2 separate regions of the Homo sapiens genome follow, and region 1 is linked to region 2. A link is an interaction called in ENCODE POLR2A ChIA-PET data of the cell type or tissue named here. Cell type or tissue: HepG2. All regions are shown on one strand.

Region 1 (4,000 bases), 96 kb after region 2:
AAAAACCCACACATTTCAGTGCAATGCCTGGAACAAAACAACAACAACAACAACAACAAAAAAAAACAAATAGAAACAAAAGGAAAAAGAAATTTCATTTGTCCACCAAGGCCTAGATCAGGGTTTCGGAACCTCAGCATTATTGATATTTTGGGCCAGATAGTTCTTTGTTGTGGGGAGCTGTCTTGTACATTGTAGGATGTTTAGTAGCATTCCTAGCCTCTACATACTGGATGCCAGTAGCAAACCTTTCCCCTTCCCCCTTCCAGTTTGACAACCAAAAATATTGCCAGTTACTATTGTCAGTTGTCAATTTTCAAACTGCCCCTTGTTGAGAACTACTGGCCTAGATTAAATGTTGCTTCATCCAAGAAATATATATATATTTTTTGGAGACGGAGTCTTGTTCTGTCGCCCAGGCTGGAGTGCAGTGGTGTGATCTCGGCTCACTGCAACCTCTGCCTCCCAGGTTCCGATGATTCTTCTGCCTCAGGCTCTCTTTCATCATGTTGGCCAAGCTGGTCTTGAACTCCTGACCTTGTGATCCATCTGCCTCGGGCTCCCAAAGCGCTGGGATTATAGGCGTGAGCCACCACGCCCAGCCAATCCGAGAAATCTTGTTTGTTCTCCTACAGTGGGAAGTAATCCTTTCTCATGTTCGAGAGTACTTGGCATGAACCTTATGTTTGTCATGTTGCTCTGTTCTGTATTGTAATTGGGTCCATCCTTAACTGTCCTACCAGATTTTGAGTTCCTTTAGGGGTCATGAACTAGGTTTTATTCATTGCTGTTTCTCATAACATTGTGTTTGGTTCAGGACCTTTCTCTTAAGGGTGCTGAGTTGACGTTATTTTTGAATTTTGAATTCGAAAACAAAGATACTATCTTATTGTTTTATGCCCTTTAAATAGTTTCTCTAGTGCAAAGGAGGAGTACAGAGTGGGCTGGTCAATGGTACTGGGGACAGAGTGCTTTGGACTTGTGAGTTCCCTGTCAGGATAAAAGCTGAAGTCAGTGTTGGGTTGTTTTTCTGGAGTTGCTATAGTCTGGGCTCTAGATATGTTAGTATATGACCTATACGTCTGACCTCCTCTGTGACCTTCTTCCCTACCCTTCTGCCCTATGTTATGAATCATGTGCAGAATCTGGATGGAGGTAAGATTACTGTACTTAAAATGATAGGAAAGACTTTAAGAATAACACATACTATAGGAGCACAAGTGAAGAAAAAAAGGAAAACACTGAGAATGCCCAAAGGCTATGTAGTAGAGCAAAAGTATGTACTTATAAAGCAAGAAAGATAGTTTCAGGTATACTTTTGCCAATTATTAGTTGTTTGACTTTGGAAAGTTTCTCTCTCTCTCTGTCTCTTTCTTTTCTTTTTGTTTCTTTTTTCTTTTCTTTTCTTTCTTTTTTGTTTTGAAATAGAGTCTTGCTCTGTCACCCAGCCTGGAGTGCAGTGGCATGCTCATAGCTTACTGCAGCCTCAAACTCCTGGGCTCAAGCAATCTTCCAACTACAGCCTCCTGAGTAGCTGGGACTACAGGTGCACGCCACTATGCCCAGTTAATTTTTGTATTTTTTGTAGAGACGGGGTTTCGCCATGTTACCCAGGCTGGTCTCAAAACTCCTGGGCTCAAGCAATCTCTGCCCACCTCAGCCTCCCAAAATCCTGGGATCGTAAACATGAGCCAACGCACCCAGCCTGGAAAATTTTCTTAAACTCTGTGAACTTTCATTTCCTTACCGTCAAATTAGTCAGTAATTCCTACCTTGAAAGATTATGGCAAAGATGAAATGAAATCATGTATATCAAGTACCCAGCCTATGGTCTAGTTTATAGTAGCAGTATTTCTACTTCTTTAACTCGTACTACCATTGCTATGATGTACTAGGCTTGTGCTGTGTACTCTTGCATATGCTGTCTCATATAATCCTTACAAGAAATCTCTGAGACAGACAGTAATTTTTTTCTGTATAACCCATAAGGAAAGAGACTGAATTAGCTCATTGTTAACCATTTTTGAGGTTATTGTAACTCAGATGTGCCTCAGGCTGATGATAATGTTCTAAAATTAGATTGTGGTGATAGTTGTATACTTCTGTGAATATACTAAAAACTATGGGGTTTTATACTACAATTAGTATGTGAATTAAATCTCAATAAATATGTTTTTTAAAAAAGTGTCACCGCATTGGTTGGAGTGGTGGTCACCTTTCGCTTGCCTTTCTGTAGCCCAGCCCATAACAATCCTTAGGGCCCTGTAGAAAAGCACTTTGAAAGTCATGTTGATTTCTATCTCCATTTTTAATTTTTATTTTTTTTGAGACAGGGTCTTGCTCTGTCACCCAGGCTGGAGTGCAGTGGCGTGATCTCTGCTCACTGCAGCCTCCATCTCCTAGGGTCAAGTGATTCTCATGCCTCAGCCTCCTGAGTAGCTGGGGCTACAGGCATGCACCACCACGCCTGGCTAATGTTTTTGTGTTTTTAGTAGAGAAGGGGTTTCTCTGTGTTGGCCAGGCTGGTCTCCAACTCCTGGTTTCCAGTAATCGGCCTGCCTTGGCCTCCCAAAGTGTTGGGATTACAAGTGTAAGCCACCATGCCCTGCCTCTATCTCCATTTCCCCTGCCTCCAACTTTGATAGAGATGCAGTGGTGCTTTGAAGTCTGAAGTACCATGGTTGCTGGAAGCAGATCCGTGGTTAGCTAACTGACAGCGAGGTTGCCTCAGTTCCTGGGGAGGTATAGATGACTTTTGAGAATGTCAGACTGAAGAGTCCTGGAGCATTCTCTTTTGGAGAATTTCTCCCTCTTTCCCTCTTTTTATTCCTTCCTTTTCCTTTTTTGTAGTTAGTACTGCTTCTGGGGAAGTTAAGATGTCAAAGAATCTGTGGGACAACCCTGGTGGCAATTCCCTCTTACCCATATACCAGGGGCCTGAATCAATTTCTTGACCCCTACTATGTGACATTACATGTGAGGAGTTGTCAAAGACAGCCAGCCAAGTGGCTCTAGTTTTATTTTTCCTTGATTAACCTTGTGCTCAGGGCCTCTCTCTGATTCCCATGGCTGCTATATCACTCCCAGAGGCCATACCGGCACCTGAGAAGCAGAGCTCTCCTTTTGGTCCCTGGACCCAATTCTGAACATAACTTTTCTTTGCATTCCCTGCACACAGCTTTGACAGCCTGGAGCTACTGCTGCTGCTGCTTTTTCTCTTTCTGCTCCTCCTCCTCCTCTTTCTCCTTTCTTTTTTTTTTTTAGATGGAGTTTCCTCTTGTTGCTCAGGCTGGAGTACAGTGGCACAGTCTCGGCTCACTGCAACCTCCGCCTCCTGGATTCAAGCGATTCTCCTGCCTCAGCCTCGCGAGTAGCTGGGATTACAGGCATATGCCAGCATGCCCGGCTAATTTTTGTATTTTGAGTAGAGACGGGGTTTCATATGTTGGTCAGGCTGATCTCGAACTCCTGACCTCAAGTGATCCGCCCGCCTTGGCCTCCTAAAGTACTGGGACTACAGGTGTGAGCAACCGTGTCCAGCCTCTTTCTCCTTTCTTAAAAAAATTTACTATATGCAAATTTACTTCAGCATTGGTTTCTGGTATATATATTTTTTGCTACAGTAATTCTTCTTTGACTTCAGTTTGGAGGCACTGCTCTGCCTTTTTTCTTTCTAGTTCTCTGCCTGTATCCTGGTGCAGTCATCATCTTGTCTCCTACTTCATGGAACATTCTGACCCCCTGCTCTTAATTCAGGCAAAGCATGGATTGAAGTCTGCTCAGGCCCTTTGGACAGAACAGAGATAGCTGACACCATGAATGACATAATTTTTCAAGTGAAACCTGCTCCTTAGGCTAAAGAAATGTCCTGTTCCCATTCTTCCTTGTAAGTACTTATAGGGTGGCTGTAGAATTCACCTACCAGGAGTGGCTCATCAGTTTATAGGCCGCAACTTCCATTGAGTTCAAGTTATTTGGCCCAGCTCATACATTCAGTCCT
Region 2 (4,000 bases):
CAACATGGATAAACCTTGAAAACATTATGCTAAGTGAAAAGGCTACATATTGTATGATTCCATTTACATGAAATGTCCAGAATAGGCAAATCTATAGAGACAGAAAGTAGATTAGTGGTTGCCAGGGTGTGGGGGGAGAGGGTAATGAGAAGTTACTTCTAATGGATATGGGGTTTCTTTTTGGGGTAATGAAAATATTCTGAAAAATTAGATTGTGGTGATGATGGGACAACCTTATAGATATATTAAAAATCACTGAATTATAAAATCTAAGAGGATTAATTATATGTCATGTGAATTATATTTCAATATAAACATAGATAATTTTTTTTTTTTTGAGACAGTATCTCACTCTGTCATCTAGACTGGAGTGCAGTGGTGCAGTCATGGCTCACTGCAGCCTTGACCTCCCGGGCTCAACCAATCCTTCCACTTCAGCCTCCCAAGTAGCTGGGGCTATAGACGTGTGCTAGCCTGGCCAATTTTTGTATTATTATTATTATTTTTTGTAGAGACAGGGTTTTGCCATGTTGCCTAGGCTGGTCTTGAACCCCTGGGCTCAAGTGATCTGCCTGCCTTGGCCTCCCAAAGTTTGGGATTACAGGCATGACCCATAGTGCTCTGCCAAACATACATAATTTGAGTTTGCTGAGAACTATTGGTTTAACACAATTGTAGATAATTATAATTTTCTTTTCTGATTGGAAGTCTTCTCCCGGTACTTCAGCTCACAAAGGTGGACACATTCCAGTTTTATTTTATTTTATTTTATTTATTTTATCATTTTATTTTTGAGACAGGGACTCGCTCTGTTGTATAGGAGGCTGAAATATGGTGGCACAATCATGGCTCACTGTAGCCTTGACCTCCTTGGCTCAAGTGATTCTCTCACGTCAGCCTGCTGAGTAGCTGGGACTGCAGGCATGAGCAACCACACCTGGCTAATTTCTCTATTTTTTGTGTAGACAAAGTCTTACTGTGTTGCCCACGCTGGTGTCAAACTCCTGGGCTCAAGCAGTCCTCCCGCCTCAGCCTCTGTAAGTGTTGGGATTACAGGCGTGAGCCACTGTGCGTGGCCCCATTCCAGTTTTCGATGTGAGTTTGAGCATGATCGTAGGCAAGGGCCCATCAATGAAGGTGTTGAGGATATAGCATTGTCCTGCTTTGGCTCAAGGGGACTTTTCCTGCCTTTGATTAAGGATTGGCATGGGTGAGTCATTTCCCATAGTCTGAGGGATGTGGGATATAAAGAATGAATTGTTATCTCCGATGATATCTTGAATATCACACATTATAGGCCAAATATAGGTGCTAAACCATTTGGCTTGAATTCTTTATAGAAAATTCACTGGGAACCCAATGATAAAATAGAGAAAGACGGATAACCTAAGAGGGAGGAGCAATCTGGTGAGACATTCTTTTCACCTTTTCACACATGAGCAATTAAAAACTTGAGGGAAGTTGATTTTTTTTTTAACTCTGTAAATAGCTACTGGTATAATTCCTTGAGGCTGGTATTGTATTTTGTGCTATAAGAAGAGAGACTTGGCTGGGCGCGGTGGCTCACGCCTGTCATCCCAGCACTTTGGGAGGCCAAGGCAGGCAGATCACGAGGTCAGGAGATCGAGACCACCCTGGATAACATGGTGAAACCCTGTCTCTACTAAAAATACAAGAAATTAGCCGGGTGTGGTGGCAGGCACCTGTAGTCCCAGCTACTCGGGAGGCTGAGGCAGGAGAATGGCGTGAACCTGGGAAGTGGAGCTTGCAGTGAGCAGACATCACGCCACCTCACTCCAGCCTGGGTGACAGAGCGAGACTCTGTGTCAAAAAAAAAAAAAAAAAAAAAAAAGGTCTTATTTGGCCGGGTGCGGTGGCTCATGCCTGTAATTCCAGCACTTTGGGAGGCCGAGGCGGGCGGATTACGAGGTCAGGAGATCGAGATCATCCTGGATAACATGGTGAAACCCCGTCTTTACTAAAATACAAAAAATTAGCCAGGTGTGGTGGCGGGTGCCTGTAATCCTAGCTACTCAGGAGGCTGAGGCAGTAGAATCACTTTTCACTCAGGAGGCGGAGGTTGCAGTGAGCCGAGATCGCACCACTGCACTCCAGCCTGGCGACAGAGCAAGACTCTGTCTCAAAGAAAAAAAAAAAGAAGAGAGACGGGCCATATACTCAAGGAGTTTCCAAATATATCCAGAGGTGAAACAAACATCTAGGATGAAAAGGGTCCAGGGACTAGTATTGTACACAGTCAGAGGAGGTAGAGGGCTGTGAGTTTGGTAATAAGAGAGGAGGCTTGGGAAACCCAGCCTGAGTCTAGGTCCAGAGGGCAGCATGCACTGGGTGAGGGCCTCTAGGGAGAGTAAAGCAGGATACATTCTTGTCCTTATACTTCCTTCCCTGTTTCTGTACCTGCTCACTTTTGCCCTGCAACAAATAAACCTTTAAGCATCTGTTCTCAGCCTGGCCTTGCACTGGGCAAAACTGGAAACATGGGCATTATGAAACCTGGGCCATACATCTAGAAGTGCTTAATATATTGTGAGAGGTGAACCTGGAAACAATGGACTGTAATGGCATGGGTCAAGGTATGTAATAGACAGAGATGGATTTGATATATCAGAGTGCCGACCTACTGACTCTGTCTTGGGATTAGGTAAACCTACCTTTAAAAAGGCATTGAGACAGGGCCTGGTTAGAGAAACCTGTTAAGGTTATTGCCAGAAGATGAAGCGGAGGTACAGAATGCTACTTTTGGGGTATGGCTGCTTTAGGGCCTTTCATTTCGTTTTCAGATTTGATGAAAGAATAGGGCATCTGTGGCCAGGCGCAATGGCTCACACCAGTAATCCTAGCACTTTGGGAGGCCGAGACGGGCGGATCACGAGGTCAGGAGATTGAGACCATCCTGGCTAACATGGTGAAACCCTGCCTCTACTAAAAATACAAAAAATTAGCCGGACGTGGTGGCATGCACCTGTAGTCCCAGCTACTTGAGAGGCTGAGGCAGGAGAATCGCTTCAACCCGGGAGGCACGGAGGTTGCAATGAGTGGAGATCGCACCACTGCACTCCAGCCTGGGTGACAGAGTGAGACTCTGTCTCAAAAAAAAAAAAAAAAAATAGGACATCTGTGTCCAGGAATCTTTTTATCTCCCCACCACCCCTCAAGCAGTGCTGGGCTGACTGCAGAAGGCTCTTCCCTGTTCTGCACTTGTTCCATTTCTGTTTTTGAAAGATGAAGCCTGGGAGGTGCCAGAGCTATGCCAGCTGCTATGGGGCCAGAAACAGGTGAGGCTTTTAGGTCTGCTTGAGTTAAGGAGTGAGGGGTTTGTCCTCTTCAGCTAGCTTAAGGTCTCTGCTATGAAACTAGATAAGTATTCACATAGCTTGTTTTTCATTTGGGGCTATTTTCAGCCTTGGAGGCCAGCAAGGTGAATGATTGAGATGCTTTTATGGGGTTCAAGCTTTTGCTAGATCCTATTTGCCAGGATAGGTGCTCAGCCATTTTCCAGGACATCAGCTTTTCTGAACAAGCAGCACTGAAAGGAAGAAGCACTTCCCTTTTCTTTCAGGGGGCAGTATAGGAAATGTGAGGGTGGGTGGTCAGTTTAATATTATAACCCAGGTTTTAAGTAGAGAGGCTGTATAGTTTGGAACATTGCCATATAGTCTTTTTTTTTGAATTTTTGAGACAGAGTCTCCCTCTGTTGCCCAGGCTAGTGTGCAGTGGTGTGCTTTCTGCTCACTGCAGCCTCCACCTCCCAGATTCAAGGGATTTTCCTGCCTAAGCCTGGAGATTACAGGTGCACACCACCTGGGATTACAGGTGTGCACCACCATACCCAGCTGACTTTTTGTATTTTTAGTAGAGACGGGGTTTCACCATGTTGGCCAGGCTGGTCTTGAACTCCTGACCTCAAGTGATCCGCCCGTGTCGGCTTCCCAAAGTGCTGGGATTACAGGTGTTAGCCACCATGCCCGGCCGCCGTGTA

The links. ChIA-PET counts read pairs that join two places held together with the same protein. Peaks named below come from ENCODE experiments on the same cell type or tissue, not always from the same donor. Only the 100,000 strongest peaks of a DNase experiment are listed, where the experiment ranks them.
Region 1: POLR2A ChIA-PET joins it to region 2 with 5 read pairs; 6 of 35 experiments call an interaction of 5 or more read pairs at or near these places.

The regions. Positions count from the first base shown.
Region 1 is chr11:3,980,624-3,984,623 of GRCh38, forward strand. All of the region lies in intron 2 of STIM1 (stromal interaction molecule 1), which reads left to right. Among named protein-coding and RNA genes, the nearest start is that of PPIAP40, 89 kb to the left of the region's middle. In HepG2, no CTCF peak of the experiment used is centred here; no DNase peak of the experiment used is centred here.
Region 2 is chr11:3,884,860-3,888,859 of GRCh38, forward strand. All of the region lies in intron 1 of STIM1 (stromal interaction molecule 1), which reads left to right. Among named protein-coding and RNA genes, the nearest start is that of PPIAP40, 6.7 kb to the right of the region's middle. In HepG2, no CTCF peak of the experiment used is centred here; a DNase peak (open chromatin) is centred at 2,322.